2 separate regions of the Mus musculus genome follow, and region 1 is linked to region 2. A link is a loop called in an ENCODE intact Hi-C map of the cell type or tissue named here. Cell type or tissue: left cerebral cortex. All regions are shown on one strand. Each heading gives the region's core, and the rest is flanking DNA. Links, peaks and the distances in the headings are about the cores only. Region 1 has its middle 22 kb from the start of Gm40255. Region 2 has its middle 89 kb from the start of Gm40255.

Region 1 (10,873 bases), core at 1,113-9,112, 68 kb before region 2:
CCACCCCGGGAACCCCAGAGCCACCACCCGGTAGACTTTCAGCTCCTCTTCCTTTACACCCAACAGACACATTTGTAGGCAACCGTAGCTCCTTCTTATGTAATTGAACTAGTTTTTAAATACCTTACGGGAGTTTTCTATTTAAAGAACCTTGCGGTTCATCTCTCTTTACTATAAATAATGGGATTAAGAAGTCTCCTCCTATTCCTATGCACTCATCTGCACTCCAGATGTTGAGCATAACTCAGAGAGCTGGCAACGTGGAGCTAGACAGAGCTGAAGTCAAACATCTTCCAACGATTTAGCCTGGCTGTGACGCTGCTTTGGCTTGCCTCAATGCCACTGCGACTCATGGTGTTCTCACTGCTCCAAGTTTTTCCCCCCTCATGTTCTCTGGTTAAAGTCTACTCCCACTCTCAGCCGAAGTGTCACTTACGTGGAGAAGGTGCTCCTGACCCACTTAGTCAGGGCAAACAGATCTATTTTATATTCTCCAAATCCTACTTACTTTCCCTCCGTAGAATTTGCTGAAGTAACAGCTTTGTGTTTATTTGCAGGGTTATTGGTTTAGCATTTTTCTTTGCAGCTGGAAAATAGATTCCTTCTTCCATTATGAGCAGCATAGGTAGGCTCCCAGAAGCCACTCTTTGGTGCAGATTGACTGTTTGATGATGGGTTCTGATTGGGAGGGAAAAAGTCCCCTCTTCAGGGCAGTTATGCCAGCTGAACCAGCACAAGCGAGGCTGCATCCCGTTAGGGGTCTCCTGAAAATAGGACTTAGCTACAAACATTTGCTTGGTTGTGGATTCCAAGGAAGAAGGAGAAGGTGTGAGGTGAGCCAGTTGCCACCGACTGGGGTAAGTAAGGCTCTGTCCTGTTCCAGACTCTTTGAGAAACTGTAGAAACGTCTTCAGAACTTTCCAGAAAGAGAGGTGATCTTGCAAGGTTGTTTATTGGTCTTCACCTGTGCCTTGCAGTTGGGACTCCCTCTTGGAGACCCACCTCACAGGCATTCACTCCCTCTCCTTTGTCCTAAGAGCATCTTGGGGCAGAACGGTAGAGGGAGTCAGAAGCTGCCTAAGGAGGTATGTGCAGAGGAGCTTCCGGGCATGGGGGACACCACAGGTGACTCCTATCAAAGTTATGTCCTCATTTTTTTTCTGTTGCTGTGATGAACACCATCACCAAAAGCAACCATGGGAGAAGAGGGTTTATTTCATCTTATAGGTTACAGTATATCATGAAGGGAAGCTACCGGGTACTATAAAGGCCATGGAGGCCTGCTACTTACTGGTTTGCTTTCTATACCTTGCTCAGCCTGATTTCTTATACAATCCAATGGCCAAAGGTGGCACTGCCCACTGTAGGCTGAGCCCTCCCACATCATCCACTAATGTAAAAAAAACACTTCATCAGACTTATGGACAAGCCGATCTGATGGAGGCAATGCCTCAGGTGATGTTCCTTTTTTCTATGTGACTGTGTCAAGTGGAAAGCAGACACACACACACACACATCAACCCGCTCAAGTTGTATCTGTTGGCCCCACACCCTCCATCTTCCACATCTGCATCCTCTCCAGCATAACTGGAAAGTTAAGAGCATGTTGAGTGACGCCAGAACACGCTTGTTCTTAACACTGAGCGAAGGACTGCAGAGGAGAAGACAGGCTGGCCTTGGGTCCCAGCCCTCCATATACACTAGGGAACTGCACCTCTCAGCCCCACGTGGGCACATTTATAGGACACGGGGAAGACTGCCTCGGTGTGACTACCTGGAGAAAGGCATTGACCTACGTTTGCATGGGATGTGACTGAATAGCATGTAGCTCAACCAAGACTTTCTCTTTCACTAGAGCTTCTGGGCTCAGCCCAATCTGGACCCTGCCCTCAGGAGGGACAGAGGAGGCCTTTTGAGCAAATGTAAATGCACCGCTAATGAGGCCATCGCAGCATCAGGCCCCTCGTGGTATAAGCATCCCCGTGGCAACAGGAGCCATTTGTTTCACTGTGAACACTCACTTCTTTAGAAGCTGGGAACGAATGATGTTCCTTACATTCTTTCCAATGAGGTGATGCCTAGAACTCATGTGCTGCCAAATTGTAGCTACGATTTAAAACTCTTTTAGCACAACCAGCGTTGCCCGAGCACAGCCTTTGTGGAACGTAGAGCCGGATTCAGCCCTCCCTCCGAAGGGGAGCAGCGGGGTGGCTGATTTTGGTCCTGGTTTTTGCAGGCACCGAGCCTATATTTTTATCTCCACGTCTCGCTGTTTGCTCTCTTTGCTGTCTGTCTTCCTGCCTCTGTGTGTCTCTGCTTCCCTGCCCATCTCTCTTAGAAGCTTTTCTGTCACAGGCTGTTTATCTGCCTGCCACTCCTTCTCAGCATCTCCCAGTTTTTTCTCTCCCTCTCTCTTGTCCCTGGGCATTGTTTTTTTTTTCCTTCTCCTGCCTTCAGCATCTTCTCTCTGTGGCTCATGTTTCTCTTAACTTCTGTTCTCCATCCTATTTCTCTTTGCCATGCTTGTCTTTACTCTCTCCCTCAAATCTCCCCCAAGACAGACAGACAGGTAGACACACACACACACACACACACACACACACACACATACACCACAGCAAGCTCCCACACAATGTACCACACATATACAAACACCATACCACAGTACACCACATACCATACATACACACTATGACACACACACTCACACACACTACAGCATGCTACACACACCACACATATACCACACACACACACGCACACACACACACACACACACACACACGCACACGCACACACATACACACACACGGAGGGAGGGAGAGAGAGACAGACAGAAAGAGAGAGAGAGAGAGAGAGAGAGAGAGAGAGAGAGAGAGAGAGAGAGAGAGAGAGCAGGGGACATTGTTGTTGCAATATCTGCAGTTCACCTTCCCATGAAAAACAAAAAAGAGAAAACCAGCTAAGCCAGCTACGTCAGCTCCTGTAGATAGTTGTAGTTCCATGTCCAGAAGTGACCGGTCACTCACTCACTCTGTGATTTTTTTTCTGGTGTGTTCACACAGTTCTGGGCTCCACACCACTTCAGGAAGCCCGCCTAGCACCTTAGTGGCTTATGTACATCCAGGGCATTATCACAAGTGAGTGAGGCACCCCAAGGAGCCAGGGCTGCTTCCTGCCTCCCTCGACGGACACAGCACAGACACCAAGCATTGTGCATAACACTCTAGCAAATGTACTTTTAATTTTTTTATGTATCTGTGAAAGTATAAATTAATTTAGATTTAAGGGAAAAAGGAATTGTGGTTGGAGGTGAAATCACCGGTGTGATGAGTTGTGACAAGTTGCTTGTCCCCTGTCCCGGTCACTCTCCCTGCAAGTCCGAGCTCTAAGGCAAATTTCTTTACCCTCAGTGCCTGTGACTTCTCAATCATAAAGTGGGGGTGATGCCTATGTGGAAGGGTTGTTTCTGGAACAATCTGGAATTTGATGGGGTCATGGGTGCTGAGATGGGAACTGCATGTAGGGTCAGTGGGAAGGGACTTCTGATAGCCGCTATTGATGACTATCCTGGAGTTAAATGAAGGGACGTTATAGAATGTGTTTTGAAAAAGTACCAGGCACCCCATAAAGTATTATTATTAAAAACATCACATTGCTGGCTAACAGTTAGTAAGCATGTACAATAATGCACTTCAAAAGCTGTCTGAGGCAGGGGATTGTCTCATTTTATATATGAGGAAATGGAGTCTCACACAATGCTTTTGACAGGGCTAATGGTAACACATACAAAATAATATTCATTTATAAATTGCTTACAATGTCTCACCCTGAGGCTCTCCAAGTTTTTTTGGTTTTGGGGTTTTTTTGTTTTGTTTTGTTTTGTTTTGTTTTGTGGTTGTTTGTTTGTTTGTGATGGAGTCTCTATGTAGTTCTGGCTGTCTTGGAACTCACTGTGCAGACCAAGCAGGCTTTGAACCCAGAGAAACCCACCAGCATCTTCCCAAACTGGGACTGTATTATTTTAGTTATTTTCACAATTATGTGAAACAACCATCATGTTTGTTTCCTTGTTTCTCAAGACCAGAAAACTGAAGTTTGGGTGGTTAAGAAATTTCTCTGACTGTACGTGGATGACTGGCCATTCGGTAAAGTGCTTGCCTTATAGTATGGGTTCCAGCCTCAGAATCCATGTAGAGAAGCCAGAGTGGTAGTCTGTGCCAATAATCCTGGCACTGGGGAGGCAGAGACAGGTGGATCTGGGGGCTCCATGCTCAGCAGGTCTAGACTATTTGGCAAGCTCCAAACCATTGAGAGACTCTTGTCTTGAAAAACAAGGTAGTAACTCTGGACGAATGACATCTGAGGCCGTCCTCCCACCCCCTGTCTATTTGCACACACACACATACACACACACACACACACACACACACACACACACACACCCCTAGGTGACTGAGGCAGGAGGATTGAAAGTTCTGGGCTAGCCTGAGCTATTAAGTGAGTATAAGGTTAGACCCTGTCTCAAAATACAAAGTATCAGAAGGGCTGTGGGTGTTGCACAGTACTGGAGTGCTTACCTAGCAAATTCAAGGCCCTACCTTCAGTCCTCAGTCCTCCAAGAAACAGATTGCCCAGGCCCCTGGAGCCAGAAGCACATAGAATTTCTCCGATTCTATAACTTGTTCTGGACACTCCTTGCTGTTCCACACACAGTGGCCAGCAGGACATGAGTGACTGGAGCACTGGCCTTCCGAAGCCAGGTCTGTGTGTTCCAGACCTGGTCAGCCATTGGATGTGGGCAAGTCACAGCGTTCAAGGATACAGGCACTCCTCATGTTCCTGGACTGTGAGATTGGGATTATGAGCAATGACTTTCCTGTTCCCCATTTCTTCTTCTTGATCCTTCCTTCCTCTCCATACACCTCTCCTCAGGCATCCCTCTTGCCTTTTCCCCATTATCCTCCATTCCTCAACTTCCTGACTTCCTTGTCCCCTCTTCTGCCCCCTCCCTTCCTCTGACTCTCTTGTTCATTCTGTTTCCCCCCCTCCCTCTTTTCCTTCCCTTTCCCTCCTCCCATCTCAACTCCCCTATCACCAGTATTCCCCCTCCTTCATGGCCTCTCCCATTTCCCCAACCCCCTTGCCTCTAGAGCTGTGCTGCCTGCCGTTGTCATGGAAACTTCTCAGCCGGTTGCAGCCTTTCCCCAGATCTCAGCTGGCCAAAGACCAATAGGAGAAGTCTAATGAAGTGGCCCCAGCATTCCCTTCCTCTCTTGGCCTCACAAAGACCTCAGGAGCCTGGTGCAAAGGCCTGAGCCATGTGTCACTGGAAGCGTGGACTATAGTGACAGGAAACATTATCTAGCGCTCAGGGGCAGGCCTGGGCACAGAACTGGGCACAGTCACCTTCACTGGCACTGTCACTGCCACCCAGCAAAGACTCTACTGTACTTTTGCGCACGGTACTGCTCACAAAGAGCCACCCCGTCTCCTGGTCCACACAGAGGCCTCTGTGAAGCTGAGTTGAGCCTTCCCTGTGGCTAGCCGTCAGCTTGTAAACCCCAGGTTTCCTTTGCTGGAGCTTTGCCTCAGTAAAAGGGGTTCCAACCCGACTTTGGGGTCTCTGCTTGCTCCCTGTAAGAGGAGGGGCGCTTTCATACTGAACCTGTCATGTAGAGGGGTTGAGACGACGTGGCAACCAAAAAAATAGATCCAAAGAGCTGTGTGTGCACAGGTGGCTTCTCCCACCCACAGGAAAAGAGAGCCCAGCCCACAGGCTGTTCTTCCCTGGGGAGAAATGTGTTCCACTGGGCTTGCTCTCTGCATCTGCTACAGCCACCCACCAGGAACAAGAAACTCAGCATACCATGGCCCTGCTCCCCCCGCCCCCACCCCAGACTTCTCTGGGCCATCGTTATTTTGATTTCAGTTTAGAGAATATATTTAGATCACTAATTACGAACAAAAATGCCCCAGCTCTACTTTACGACCAAATGTGCTACTGCTTTCTAAAGTGGTGGGCTTGAGTCATGCCCCCCTGTACAGTCCACCACAGTAGAGGTTACCTAGTCCGTCCCCCCACCCTCGAGACCATGTCTGCATTAAGCAGCGTTTCCTGTGGCCACATCTTCTTCCGGATGCTGTCAAACCCCATGCCTTATAGCAGCATTTACCCTCTGCTCATCTCATGTGAGGGTTGCTGGGCCATGGTCACCGTCCTTGGCTCTCTGGGGGTTCTGCTGGGCTTGGCATAGCTCTAGCAACCAACCAGGTATTATTCTGGACCCTCGCTAAAGGAGAAGCGCTGCAGCCTGCTGTTCTTGTGGTGGTGGCTGCAGCTTGAGGGAGGAAGAGCTAATCCTGGAAGCATGCTGAACTGAAGCTGGACTAAGTCCTGTTTGCTTGAGCCCTGGAGGGGAGCAGGGAAATGGCTCAGTATGCTGCGAGAGAGCAGGATGCAGGACTGCTTACAAAGCAGAGGAAAGGCTTAGGAACAAAGAATAGACAGCTACGAGTCCTTAATGTCCGAGAATAGATTGAGTCTTTATCTAGGACCTTTATTCTCCAGTGATTACCTGAAATAAAAGTGTGAAGTCAGCTGGCATGGGTGGAGAGCTGAGGTTTTCAGTTTGTGAGCTAAGTGACTTTGGTCCAGGGAGTGATCTCCAAGCTCTGGTTTCTGCATAGCAACTGGTTGTTATGGCAATCTCCATGTGAGGCCCAGGACTATGCAGGGCCAGGCACATAGTAGGTACTCAGCAAGTCTCAGCACTATGGTGTGCAAACGTGAATGTTATTTTCATCCCAATAAGTCAACCATCGACAGCGAACACAGTTATTAGCACAGGTGAACGGAGAAAGCCCTTTTCCAGCAACATTAACAATGGACCTCTCCCAGCTGCCTGCTGCTTTCTCCTCCTTACCCTAGTGGCTCACAGCACCTGGCCAGGTGAGGGCTGAAGCCGACAGCAATCACTAGTGACCATGCATAGGGCTCCAGCTCATTCGTCTTCACGAGGCTACAAGCACAGTCACCCCTCGATATCTGCTGGTGTTGTGTATCTACAGAGTCAACCGGAGACAGGTGAAAAATATTTTTCAAAACCTTGCATCTTGGAGTCACGCCATGAGAGAAGCGCAGCATGCCTCCAGGTTGCTCTGTGTCTTCCCGGAATAAACTGTTTCCTTTCCTGTCAAAACATTGTATCCGTATCAAGCATGCACAGACACTCCCCCCACCACCCCCACTGCCATTCCCTAAACAACACAGTGTTGTAAAGCTTAAGTAGCATTTGCGGTGATTAGCTAGTTATCCGGAGGAGGTGTATTATTTACAAATGCTACATGATTTTAGGCAAGGGTCTTGGGACTTTGCTAACTACCCCAAAGAAACCAAGTGACTTCGGTCTCACTCCTAGTGGCAGGGTGAGTATTCTCTGCACTTTGAGGATGATGGAGCTGACCTCAGAGAAGATCACGTAGCGTGCTCTGGGACACAGTGTCTTGGTGGCAGAGCCAGAACTCAAAACCCACAAAGTTACCCAGCCTCTGGGATTTTGCTGAAGTTATAAGACACAGAACAGTAAACTAACACTCCATAGGACATTTAATGAGGTGCCCTGGACATTCTAGTTATGTAGATGGCAAAGTTCTTAACCTGTTGATACCCACTAACAACTGCTTTTACTTCTTGTGTCTTTATTTGTTTAGCCCCTGGTCTGCTGTTTCTTGCTTCTCAAATTACACTCACCTCTTAAATGTAAAGGCCGCGCTGGTCCCATTCGATTTGGTTCGTGGGTGTGGTTTTAGAGTTAGTCACCAGCTGTATGTAGCCTCAAACGTCAGCTTGGCATGGGCTTGACCCCTTGGGGACCAAATACTATTTCACTGCAAGTCAGGCATCTTCTTTGGAAATCACCAAAGCTTCTTGGGTTGTTGATAACAGGGAGCATGGGACCAAGATGTGGGACCAGCAGATGTAGGAAAACCATCAGTCAAAATCATTTTTTAAGTAGAAATGAACACACTCACTCCCACCCTAACGCCAGAAAAGGACTTATGTCGAAAGAAATGGTATCTATGTTTTCAGAAACAAGTGAGTTCTTGCTCAGTAGGCCCAGAAGTGCCTCGTCCTTTAAGCAGTGAGAGCTCAGCCTGGAAGGCTGTCATCAGTCCTTGTCCCCTGTCAGTTGACCCCACACTTCACCTGTTGCTCTTACATTCAGAGTTCCCAGTGCACAGGAACATGGGACTACTGGTACCCAAGGAGTCACCAGGCTGCAGCCTCATGGCCAGAACTCTGTCTAGTTCCTGGGTTCTGAAGTTGTCCTGGGATGTAGAGTCTGTAAGTCATACCATATTTTGAGGGACCTATGTGTCTGTTTTAGAAGCCTATATCTTATACATGCCTCTCTGGACTAAGTATTGTTCCTGTTAATACTCAAAATTGTTTAGAACTCCTTCTTACATCTATGGCTTGAGACAAGCATTGGATGACAGGAAGTATGGCCATCTAGAACCCCCCCAAGGGTATTGAGTAAACCAGACTGTGTGACTGCTAATCTCTTCTTGGAGAGGCACTCTTGGCCTGTGTCATTTCCCCAAGAGCATGGGCTCTTGAGGTTCTCATAGCCTTGGGGGATGTGTAGTTACTCCATCTCCTTAGGAGACTTTCTTGGACTATTAAATTGTCAAATATAATAAGAATGAGATGTCAAGTTTTTCCCATCATTGATTGACAATGCCTAGAAAGTCTGCAGTGAAGAAGATACCCCCAGACAGATCTGTGGGGGTGTGTGTGAGCACGCAGTGTTAGGTTTTTGGAATGCAGCTCGAAAATATTGTATCAAGACTTTGACCTCAACAATTTTCCTTCCAGGAGTGTATGGGGGAGTTAATTGGACAAATTTTCCAAAACATGTATGTGGTAGAATAGTCCTTTCAATGATGCTTCTGTGAGGAAAAAGGCAGGAGTTTGCTCAGTAGCATGTGTTACAGCACACAGAGTGCGACAACACAGCTGTTGAGGGGCCTGCTGTCAAGAAACATGCAGGTCTGAGAAGAGATGACTGTGCCATAGCACTGAGTAAAGATGAAATTACACCATGGCTTGTCTAGAGTGGTCTCACTGATAAGATACACACACACACACACACACACTCAAACGTGTGTGTGTGTGTGTGTGTGTGTGTGTGTGTGTGTGTGTGTGTACATGCGCTTTGGGGAGGTCTTGGTCTAGCATTATGGCAGACATCTACTTTATTAGTTACTTTTAGGTTGCTGTGATAGAATATCCTGAGAGAAAACAAGTTAAGGAAGAAGGGATTAATTTTGGTTTGCAGTTTCAGATAGAATATCGTCTATCACGGGCTATCATGGGGAGCCTTGGCAATAGAAGCAGGAGTTCTCACATGCTGTATGTACACAGGAAGGAGAGAGAGGGAGGGGAGGGAGGGAGGAGGGAGGGAGGGAGGGAGAGAGAGAGAGAGACTAGGCTATAAAACCTCAAAACCTTACTCCAGTCATGCACTTCCTCCAATATGGTGGCTCTGCCTCCTAATGTCCCATAGCCTTCCCAAACAGCACCCCTAGTGGAGCCCAAGTTCACACACAGGAGCCTGTAGTGGGAAAGCCCACACTCAAACCATAACATCTACCAGAAACACAATCATGATATATTGCTTTTATGTGTGGTGTACAATGTCTGTAGAGGAAAGAGAGGTCTTCCCAGAGTGGCCCTTAAAACTGACCCTGAAGAGTGAACAAAGGCTCTGACAAGGAAGGATGCTGAGACTCAAGTGGACCATTTCTGGGGAACGCTGAGTTACCAGATCTCCTATAACAGCCATGAACTAATATTCTTCTCTGACCCCTGAGGTCATGGGCCACTAGCCATAGAGGGCACAGGAATCAATGCTTGACATGAGTCACATCAATGACAGGTAGGCTTTGCCCAGAGCAGTAAACCCGAGGCAGCTAGAGGCTCTGCCTTCTCTGGGGGCCATTCCAAGTTCTGCTTCCTTTGCCTGGCCTCTTGTGCCCTATAGCCAAATGACACTTGGTCACACAATCCATCCGATAGTTAAACTTGCACTTTATTAAAATGGCTGTGAATAACTCTAGGGAGAGAACTGTACCCATCTCCATTCATCTTCAATGGCTTTTACACCTCACTCGACATAACTGTCTCCTTTGATTAAATCTCCATTAGGGCTCTGTTCCATATTCAGCAGCTCTATAAGCCAATTAACCCACCGTTCCATAGGTTAGGACAAAGAGCAGTGCATCTTCAGTAAAAAAGAGAGCCAAAAGGGTGAGAGAAAGGGTGGGAGGGACAGAGAGAGAGAAGAAGATGACGTCTGTCCCCTTGCTGCGGCACTGGTTAATCAGTATTTGTCACCTTGCCCTCATTTCCTCACACTTAATGAAAGCAGAAGGACAGTAGCAGGATGCAGCGTCAGGCGTAGAACATCTGAGTTGGGAATGCACAGCAATGCACACTTTTGGGGTGTCTTGAGATATCTTGAGCTTCATGGTGTTTGGGGAGGGATAGTGAGCCTTGCAATGTTTCCTCTCTGCTCATTCAAGAGCTCCCAAGGTTGTCTATCCCAGTGTCAGTCCGTCTAGAGCCTTCCTGAGTCTGGCTGTCAGAAGACCATCTCCTTGAGCCTAAGTCATGTTGGGTCTCCAGGCTCTGGGCCTGACTGATTTGGAGGCAGTGGCTGAATCAGTTTCTCAGAGCTTCTCAGAACTTTATGAATCACCATGTTAGTGCCTGACTCTGAACTACTCCCCTGGTATGGTTTGGATGTGTCCTCCGGTGTCACGTACTGGAAACTCAGCTTTCCCATAATTCAACCACAGGGCTCCA
Region 2 (10,873 bases), core at 1,333-9,332:
TTGTCTCTCTTCATTCTTCCCATCACCAAGCTCTGTGAACCCAAGGGAAAGCTCTTTGTAGACATAGATGGTGAGATTGGTGATATGACACTCTGACTGCCTCCCCTTTGTCACTGTAGACAACACCTGACCACGTGGCATTCCCCATGTTTTAACAACCAAATGAGCTGTCTCTGGGAAGGTTCAGAAAGGACAAAGAGGGCTAGGGTAGGGCAGTCAGCGGTCTCTACTCTCAGCACTGCGCTGCAATGGAGCCTCCTACTCCACACCTTCCTGTCTTTATTTCACTTGAGTGGATCTTCTTTTTCTCTACCAAAGAATTCCTAATATACATATGTGTGTGCGCGCGCACACACACACACACACACACACACACACACACACAGATATGTATATGTGTGTATGTAGTAAAATATTAACTACCATCCCCAAGATATCTAGATGTTACATTGTTCCAGATGTCCTGTTTTAAATGAAAGTGTATTTCCACCAAAACAGAAACAGGACAATAAATATTCACAAACACAGAAACACTATGTATATATGTATGTATGTATGTATGTATGCATGTACATATGTGTGTGTATTAATGTGTGTACACATACGATTCTTCTTCCTATCATTTTTCGCAAGACTTTGGGGTGTCTAAGGGGATCAGTTTGACATCTCTTTTGCGGCTTTCTCATGGAGAAGACTGGACGCATTTAGAAGACATAACAGCCTCTGAACAAGGACAGAGTGATGAATTCGACCCATCCAGGGAAACAACCAGTGAAGGGGGATTGGCCCTAGAAGATTTCTAAATCACACATCCTGGCAACCTGGTGGGACTCTCTCTCTCCCTCTGTCCATGGCTGCTGCCACTCTGAAGAGGTTGGGTGGGTATGCACTACCTTGGGGTGCCAGGTGTAGTGGAGCATCAGGCAAAGAGGTCTGAAAAAAAGACCTGTCTCAGGAGAGAGGAAGGAAATGGTTCAGGAGCCAGAATACAGATGCTACATGGAGGCCTAAGACAACATAAAGCCAGAGAGAGGACCAGGTCCATAACTCATATTCAATCTCTCTCTCAATCTCTCTCTCTCTCTCTCTCTCTCTCTCTCTCTCTCTCTCTCTCTCTCTCTCTCTCTCTCTCTCTCTCTCTCGTGTATGTGTGTGTGTGTATACTTCATGAGGCTAGGACATTAAGTGTTAGAGGAACAGGGCTCCAGAACTCCTATTCCTCCATCCCTTTCTGAAAGGATGCGTAGGAAGTCTGTGCTACTCCAGGAGCCTCCGGTGCCTACTAATCCTGATGTACGGTTCCTGGTGGTCCAAGTAGTTCTGCCTCTCACCTAAAATGACTGTCCAGGCAGGAGTCAGACTCTTGGGATTTTTAGAGGTAATGAGAAGATATGAACCAGAACAAGTTTGACTCCTTGACCCCCTCATTGAACTGAAAACGGGAGAAGTGAGATCAATTCTGGGAACCTGAGCAGCAAGGGAAAGCAGGCCAGAGGAACGGGAAGCTGTCTAGGTCATTTCCACACCTCGCAGCAGGGAGGAGGAGAAAACCCCGGCAGGTAATAGCACAAGGGTTGTGTGTTGATGTCTGCTACTACACTGAAGCTGACCCCAAGCTGAATATTCAGATTCAAAGCTCCATGATCAGGCTGAAGTTTGGACGTACAGATAGACATACACATACTCCATGCACGATGGGACAAAAGCCAAGAGTGACATGAGTCCAGAGAAGGCAAGCACAGCCATTTTGGTCAGAAAGTCCATACCAAGCAGTATGGACTAGGGATGTCTGTGGTGGTAACAAATTACACTGGGATCAGGTAAAAGAGCAGCTGCCATCTGGACTATTGCTGGTTTCCATGCCAGAGGGAAAGATGATTCTAGAGGGCCTCACAGGAGCTGGCAGACGACCTGGCCCAGGACTGCTACACATGACTCACAAGTCATACATCAGAACTAATTGCATGGTCTCTAAGTCAACAACCCTGGAAACCAATCCCACTGTGCCCCCGACCCGTGGAGAAAACAGAAAATCTGGAGAACACACTTAGGAGTGACAAAGAATGTTCCCAAGAAGGAGAAACTTGGGGTGCCATTTGCAGAAGATGTGGGCAATGAGACAGAGAAGGAAAAAGATCTTCCAGACGCTGAGGCTACATGGAAACCCTGGGGACATCGGCAGAGTTGGAGCCCAGGGTGCTGGGTGGTAGAGAGGCTGGGGTGGTCTCTTCTCTCGAGCCTTGCTTGGCAACTTGGAGACTGTCTTCCAGCAATGTGCAAAGCAATAGGCAGCTTTGAGCACCACAGTGCTAGGCAGGCTTAAAAGGGAAATACCCAGGAGGGTTCGGGGAGAGCTATATTGGGCACTCACTCAGCTTCCTAAGCAGAGGCCTTCAGTCAGCTGGCCTCAGACTCCATTGTCTTCATTTCCCCTGATGATGCTTTTTTTTATAACTCCAAGATACCCGCTGCTCGCTTTTATTTGAAAGATTTTAAAGACCTGCTGTTGAAATTGGGGTGTGGTTTGGAACTCCTAGGGTGAGTAAAATCTTGTTTTCTACTGGGCTTTGAAGATGACATAGATGAACAGTGTCACAGAAGCCTAGAGCTCGGGAGCTCCTGAGTATGTCAGGTCTTTTCCAGGGCCCCTATTACAACTGTACTCCACAGGTCCCTGTAGAACCGAGAGAGACCAAGACAAGACTGGTTTCTGAGGGCACAAGTCTCTGAAGAGTTGTGTGCCTGACTTCTCACAGGCAGATCTCTAGATAATTCCCTAATCAACATAAAAGGAAGAAGCTGAGTAGGGAAGGGAACAGCCCCAAATGCCATTGTCAAGTTAAGTCATGGACGCCATCTTAGTGTGGTTTGTTTGTTTGTTTATTTGTTTGTTTTTCTGTGACCTTGACACAACAAGAGCTATCTGAGAAGAAGGAACTGTAGTTGAGAAAATGCTTTCATTTGTCTGTAGTGCAAGTCTATAGGGCATCTTCTTGATTAATGATTGATGTAAGAGGGCCCAGGCCATTGGTATGGGCAGTGCCACCCTTGGGCAGGTGCTCCTTGGGTGTAACAGACAGCAGACTGAGTAAGCCAGTAAGCAGCACTCCTCCATGGCCTCTGCCTCCTCAGTTCCTGCCTCCAGGTTCTTGCCTTGAATTCCTGCCTTTGCCTCCATCAGTGGACTGTGACCTGGGATATGGGAGTGAAACAACCCTTTCCTCCTCTCTATGTTTCTTTTGGTCATGGGGTTTCATCCCAGCAACAGAAACCCTAAGGCAGGCACCATGTTGGAGTAATGAGCAGCAGCAGAGGTGTTGTCACACAGTGTCCAGGTCTAGGGACAGCCTCAATCCACATCTCTCCTGTTTGCACAGATAAGAGTGGACCTCTGCTCTACTCCTGGTGGATAAGCATCAGAATAAACATGCTTAGCTTCCATCTTCCGTACAAGCCCTGTGCGTGCTGCCTTTGGGGACTGCACCATCTTATCCATGACCTTGACATGCACTGGGCACATTCTAGTGGAGCAGGGATGCACACCTGTGCCAGCCTCTCTCTCACTCTAGAATCTATCACGTGGATACCGCCTGCCTCAGAGACCCAGGCTCTTCTCTTCTTTGTCCTGGCCATTATGTCACCACTGTAGTACTTTTCCTTAAGAAAATCTACTCGCCATTCTAGGACAAAGTGGAGCCGGAAACTGAACGCTATGTGTTGCTATTATGAGCCTGTTTGCCTTCAATTCACAGGACTCTGAGTCAGACATTTCACTTTGACCTCAGGTCCAAGCCACTTGTATTATATTAGTTTTATTGTCATTGCTGTTGCTAAGGGGGGACTAAAACTGAAAAAAAGAAAGCAGCTTAAGGTGGGATTTATTTTGGCTCATAGTCTCAGAAATTTCAGTCCACCATAGTGGGGAAGGCATGCTGCTGGCTTTTGACCGAGCTTGGGGTGGAGGCTTGTTCACACTGTGCCTATGGATCAGGAAGCAGAGGATGGATTGGAAGCAGGGCTAGTTTACAACCCAATGCCTGGACCTTGACTCCCCTCCACAAGTCATGCTTTTGGTTTCAAAGATTCTACAATCTCCCAAAATAGTGCCAACAGCCAGAGAACACACGTGTTCAAACGCAAGAGCCCATAGAGGACATTTTCTATCCAAATGGTAGCATTTTCTGTGCCGTTGACATAACTAGAAAGCCCCATTAAAGCTGATTTTGGTTCACCATAAGGCAAGGCATGTCTCTTTTCTAGAATCCAGGCAGGGAGGAAGGGGAAACAGCCAGCCCTGTAATCACCAGCATAAGACATGATTCTTGAGTTCCAGCAAACTGCAGGGTTTCTGTTTTCTCTAATGGCCCCTAGACTTTTACCCATAATCATGGCCAGGAAGTCTGGGACTGAGAATGACCAACATCAGACCCTCTAGCAAGATGAAAGGGAGAGGGCTCAGAACAAGGGCCCAGTGGGAATATTAAAAGGTTTCAAGTCAGAGTTGATGCCAGGAACAAGGGTGCACCCATCAGCATTTGCCAGGGAAAGCAGAAACAGGAGTAGATTTCCTGGCAGGGACTGGCTGACATAATGGTGTGGTTGGCAAGGCATGACCAAAGCCCTCAGCCTGAACAGTCGGGAAGGCTAGGCCAGAGCTCTCAGCTCTGTGAAGCTATTGCTCATAAATGGGCTCTTGCTCTTCTCAGAGAAGTCTCAGCTCTGTCCCTAAGGCCTTTCAACCAGTCACAGCGCCATGGCATAGCCGGATTCTTGGGTAATTTGCTTCTTATCAGTCAACTGATCCTAAACTTAAATCACACCAATTGAGTACCCGAACAGCCACGGACCGTGGCTTGACTAAGCAATCAGGTGGCAACCTGGTTAAGCAACACATGACCATCTTTAGGGATCTTGGTCTGTCTTCCAGGTAGAAGAAATTCTGAGATCTTAAGATGCCCCCCACCCCCAAGTAGAGCCTTTTGCATCCCTTTGTATATGTCCACGGTAGCACTAAACTTCACTTGCTGCATCTCAGCCTTGAAGGTTGAGAGTAGCCTGGCTGAAGAGGTGTGTCTCATTCTTTACAACTCTATCCAGAGGCCCGGAGCAGGGTTTTTATATTCTTTAGGCAGATACATTGAAGACCATCATTGCCTTGTGTGTAACATGGGGATACTTATACACACTTCAGAGGGTGTTTTTGAGGGTTAAATGAGCTAGCAGTTATGTGTCAACTGTAACCAGATGGGTGTCTGGGGGTTCATTTTTGATAGAGTCTGGGGGGAAGTTTATAGAGCCAGCCTCCAGGTATCCTCACCAATGGGACTGTGTCCAGCACATCTCACTGTTCACTCGTCTGTGGTTTTCTTAGCAGGCTAGATTCTAGCAACACAATAATGAAACTCAACTTTTAAATGCATGAAGCAGTGTTCTAGAAAGTTATGTGAGCTATTTCAAGCAGTGTGGTAGAAATGACATTTATGTGACTGGTTCCCTACAGAATCTCACAAAACGCCCACTTATCTTCTCACATCTAACTGGAATGTTCTCTGTTTGGCGAAGGCTGCCCTTGAGTCCCTGGGCCTGGTGTGTGCTTCCATCCTAAGATGACCAGTGATGACAGATGCCCAAACACAGACTCAGCCACTTGCTGCCTGGCTCAGCTACCTACCACCCACCTCTCACCTCCAACCACTATCCCCAAATACTCACCAGGCATCTGCATTTCTGCCTGAGAAGTGTATTTGGAGCCACATCCTCTTGGGTGAGTGGGATGAGGGGGACCTGCGGTCTGTTGCATCTGAGGAATGAGCCCCTGGGGGCTCAGAGGAGCACAGAAGTACAATTCCCTCCTTCCTACCCTACTTCAGTCACCATGCCTGGGTTGCTTCAGTTCCTCTCTGATCCACTACTGACAGCAACTGCCTTGTCTGCTGCCCTCTATATTACAATCACTCTTCTAGGGACTTGGAATTTATTAACTTACACAAGCCTTATAAACTCTCCACGTAGACACTGTTATCCTTTGTGATGTGCATATCTTAAAGCTGAGTCTGATGTGTTGGTAAATACCTGGGCTAGTTTGGAAACCTGGGTCCATCTAACTCCACAGCTGAAGTCCTTAACCATGACTGTACGGGACAGAACTCTCTTCAGTGTTTGCTGAAACAGTGTAGCTATTTCTTCTTCTATTTCATCCTTATTCCCACATCTGTCGCCATACACTCAACACCTGTAAGAGGGGTCGCTGTTGTTCAGATGTGTGTGACTTGTGATCTGAGCTGCAGATCAGCACCCCAGTTAGCAGCCTGACTAGTCCCTTACCCCTGCTCTCCTGTATCAGCCACTGCCAGTCCTCAGCCCTGAAAGGAACCATGGGATATGGGTTGGAACACGAGTGGTGACCGAGCCCACAGTGAGCTGTGGCTTCTGGTGCAGTCTGACGTTTCCTCTTCTGGCTTTAGCTTGTGTTGTGCCTCTGCCTTCACAGTGGCTGGAAAGTCACCTGAATGGCACTTGCTCTCTTTGCCTCAGATCCTAATTTAAAGGGATGGATTGAAGTGTGAAAAGGCCTACAGCATTGTGGGAAAGCCCTTCTGAGGGACAGGCAATATTGGACCAGTTGGGAAAGTTATGGGGACAGAGAAGACTGGAGAGCATTTTGTTTTCCTTGAGAGTTAGAGACAGAAAGCCATGTCAGTGTCACAGTCCTCCCAGAGTCCCAGGGACTGCAGCAGTACTGACAGGGCCACCACTTGTTTCTGGCCAAGGGTCACAGGTCCAGTTTTTTAAATTATTATTTACATTTATTGAAATCCACCCACCGCTCTTTCCAGGGGAATAATGACAGAGATCCATCTAGGAGCATCTTTAAAGCTTGGAGGGAGAAAAGGAAGGAAGGACAAAGACAGCAGAGGAGAGAGAGAGAAGAAAGAAAAGAAGAGGGGGGATGGGATGAAACTAGATGAGATGGGGGACAAAGGCATGGAGAGAGGGAGGGGTCACATTTTAAAAAGAACTATCTAGAAGCTCCACGGCCAGGATGCTCTAACCAAAGAGTACAGGCCGCTGGATTGGAGTTGCCTTGTCGTCTAACTCCAGACTCTCTCCTTTGACTCCTGTAACATGGGCCAGAACAAACACACCCACTTCTCTAAACTGGGTGCCAGCAGGACTTAGGGGTGATCTTAAGGTGATGACTCCTTGCCCCTGAATGACGTAATCCCATCCAGCTGTTTTGCCAAATTTAAGAGCGCTTCAGACTGAGCCAGGAAAAGAGTGGTTCACAGGAGGCGATGGAAGGCAGGGTGGCTGGCTGCACACAGTGTGCAGCTCAGGCCTAACTGGAGGAGGGCTTATTCTCAGGGACTGAGTGAGATGGTGCATGTCACAACAGAGGGCAGGACTTTGAAAGAAAGCCTGGTTTAAAGGGCTGCAAGCAAATGCCTGGGTGTCTTGAAATTCCTGAGGACCCCCAAGGACTTTTGTTTACATCAAAAAAAAAAAAATCTACCGCTATTGATCAGACTTGAAAATCAAACAGAGAGCTTTATAAGACACAAGAACATAGTGCATGAGCCCCGAAGAAGTGACGTCATGGGAGAGGAGCAGAGAAAGCAAAACACAGCTAAGGACAGCACTGGAAGAGTTTAAGGCTAGATCTCTCACATACTGACATGCTCCCTGGGCCATAACTTGAGCGCATGGGACCTGAAGGCAGTGTAGTATATATGATGGGACTTCTGCTTTAAGGCCTCAGGACCTCAGATGAGATGAGGGCCCCACACAATCACAACTACAACTGGCCGTCTTGAGCTGCACGAATTGGCAGCTGAACAAACTCCCCAGGGTAGTTCGTCTAGCCAGAGGAACCTAGGAAGTTATAACGGTTAGAAATTTTTCAAAACCACAAGGAGGTTCTGTGTGAATTGGGAAATTAGATTCATCTAATTGTTTGAGATGAAATTAAAAAAACAAACAAACAAACAAAAAAACCCAAAAACCAAAAAACACAATAGTCTCCAAAGTCCTCGAACCCTGGCAGCAGTACCTCACTCCCCCTATGATGTCAGTGCCAAACTGCAGCATCACCAGCCCCGCCTTTTTCCCAATGTGGGAGAAAAATAAGCCCAGCAATCAACATGAAATGTCATTTTTTTTTAAAACCTAAGGAATAGCTGTAATTTGCAAGAAGCCAGAATGCAATTAGCATACGCTTGCCAGAAGGGGCAGGCTCCAGAGGCCCCTGCATTGCTTCATCTGTGAGCGGGCTCATCCCCCTTGTTTAGTGGGCTTTCTGCCCTGTTACTGGCCAAGGTTAAAAGATGAAGAGGAAGATCTGTGTGGGAGCATCATAGCAGGACCTTGAGGGTCCTCATGGAGGAGAGAAGGGGGTTGAGTGCCTGTTGGTGACCGTTTTACTTAGAACAAGATGCAATGAGGGTCCTGGTCCAGTGTTCTCCAGCTCCTGGCTACAGAAGCAGTTTTGTAACCTTGTTTCCTGGGTCACAAGTGCTACAGGGCAGAAGGCAAGAAAATCAGGGCAGATGGTAAATAATAACTGCATTAACCTGGTATAGAGATGAGGCCCTCGGGGGAGACGGGAAATTATGGCTTCCTAGGCAGGTTCAGAGTGGCCTTTAAATTGCTTCTGCTAGTGCACCCTGCTCAGCTGCATGACATTTGTCTAGGATTGCTGCTGCCTGCTGTGTCCTTACCCACCCCCCACATACACACTCTTTCCTGATCTTGGGGTTGACCCTGGAGGTTGCCCCCTGAACCTGTTCCTTCTTAAATGTCTATTGTGATGTGAGGAGCTCCACAGACTCTGCTGCAACTCAGACTCCCCATGTGGGAGGAAGTTCCTCTAAGACCCCTCACGTGAGCCTGGTTGGACCCCCTTCTGTGAGCTTCATTAAAGGACACAAAACTGCCTCTTGAGTGACTATCACCCGAAGCACAGATTTCATTTGCCTCTCTTTCTCCCTTTAAAATTTATACAGTGCAGAGCATTTTCCCTTGCCTGGGGATGAAATCTCTGTCTTGGGCAGGTCCCATAATTTTCTCCTGGCTTTTAGGTAATAAAAAAGGAGTTCTGGTCACTTTAAACCACAAATGCAGTCTCCACTCAGTAATTAAAATGTCCCCATCCTAGATAATAACACTTCTCAACCTGTTTTACTTCCCACAAAGGGGATCCTTTTCTGGGGAGAGAGCCGGGGTCTTTAATCTCACTTCGGACTCCAGCTTCTCTCCCTTTGAAGCAGAAGTGGGGACTTATGGGGCCTCTGACCTTTTCAGAGCTTGACCCGTGGAGGTGTGAATATCTTGGGGGAAAGTGACATCTGGTTACCTTGGTCCAGCCAGCCTCACACAAGCTCGGGGCTCTCCATGCTTGCCTCAGGCACACAGCAGCAACTCATCGGGGTTCCTCTGCCCATGTCTAGGGGGTCCCATGCAAAGTGTGGATGGCTACAGGATAGCGCATGCTCCTGGATGCATGCAAAGTGTGGATGGCTACAGGATAGCGCATGCTCCTGGCAGGGAAGAACTTCTTTCCAGGTCTGACTGATTCACGCAGCGCTATCCCATCTCAGCTATCTTGTTCTTTTACTTTGTCTTCTCAGACTGATAGACATGCTTCTCTCTTGGGATTCCATCATGTGCGCATGCGTATGCGTGTGCGCATGCACGTGCACGTGTTCAGTGTAAGTGTTCCTGCAAATAAAAGAGCCCGCCCATAACTCTCCAAGGGTCTCATTAAGGGCTCTTCTATAGCTTGAGGTGAATGAAAACTAGCTGCCCACCAAGCAATCCCCCTCCTTGTTTTCCAGCCCAGTTCTCTCTTCTGTGTATTTTCCTTCTCCTCCCTCCCCCTCTCTCCTCTTTACCCATTGTCTTTCTGTAGAGTCTCACCCTGTAACCCAAGATGCTCTCTAGCCTAAGATCCTCCCATCTCTACAGTGTCAGAGTTACAGGACATCCCAGCTTCTCTTGCCTATTTTCTTCTTGATTTGTGATGAGAAGCCTAAGCGTTATGAACGGAGCCCTTTACAGTGGTCTGCCATGCCACTTCTGCCTTAACATCCCTCACTGACTCATCAGATGCCCTGGGCTTGCTCCCTCCCCTCCCTCTGTCTATGCATGAAGCTGCCCTGATTCCATACACATTCATGGGGGCTGGGCCAAAGCAGCTCTAACAGTGAACTCTAACCAATTAACATGTCTTCTTTATCTAGATAAGGGGACCAATTCTGCCATGGGCACCCAACCACCTGAACAGACAGGAGTAGGGATGCTACTGGGCATTGACCCAAGCAGACATGGCCTGTGTTCTCTGGGAATGACCAGAAAAGACCCTCTACCACTTCCTTTACAGTGGGGTTGAAAGATGGACTTGTGATAACCATTTCCTTAGAAACCAGGTACCTGCCTCACCTTTCAAATCAATGCCAGCTTTCTTGAAGGAGAGAAACTCTGCAGCAGTGTTTAGACGCTGGCTCCCCCTCGGCAGCATCTGATGGTTTTGTGTGTGTGTGTGTGTGTGTGTGTGTGTGATAACCAGGCTTACAAGTGGGAATGACACTAACTGAGAGATGTGTTTTAAGATTTTTTGAAATGGATAGGGTAGACAAGAAAGACTTGCCAGGCCCTGATATCAGTGTTGTGAACTGGAAATTCTTGTCTAGTATGCCAAAACTATTATTTGGACCTTTCAGTGACTTGAGTCAAAGTATTTCCCTCCCTCCTTCCTTCCCTATTTTTCCCCCACCCTTTTTTCCCCTTTTATGGTTGGTTCGACTTTACTGTTTTGTGACTTAGAATTGAAAGACTCTTAAGCAGTAGTTCTTGAGCCAAGAACATCTTCCAGTCC

What was found. A loop is a pair of places that touch in the nucleus more often than their neighbours do. Peaks named below come from ENCODE experiments on the same cell type or tissue, not always from the same donor. Only the 100,000 strongest peaks of a DNase experiment are listed, where the experiment ranks them.
Region 1: a loop joins it to region 2, with 8 times the contacts of the local background. A loop is called at or near these places in 3 of 42 quality-filtered maps.

What each region holds. Positions count from the first base shown.
Region 1 is chr4:127,635,160-127,646,032 of GRCm38, forward strand. No RefSeq gene overlaps it. Among named protein-coding and RNA genes, the nearest start is that of Gm40255, 22 kb to the left of the region's middle. In left cerebral cortex, for the core only: no CTCF peak of the experiment used is centred there; DNase peaks (open chromatin) are centred at 2,247, 4,788, 5,200, 5,779 and 1 more place; H3K27ac peaks cover 2,675 bases.
Region 2 is chr4:127,702,754-127,713,626 of GRCm38, forward strand. No RefSeq gene overlaps it. Among named protein-coding and RNA genes, the nearest start is that of Gm40255, 89 kb to the left of the region's middle. In left cerebral cortex, for the core only: a CTCF peak has its summit at 8,218; DNase peaks (open chromatin) are centred at 5,617 and 8,207; H3K27ac peaks cover 2,391 bases.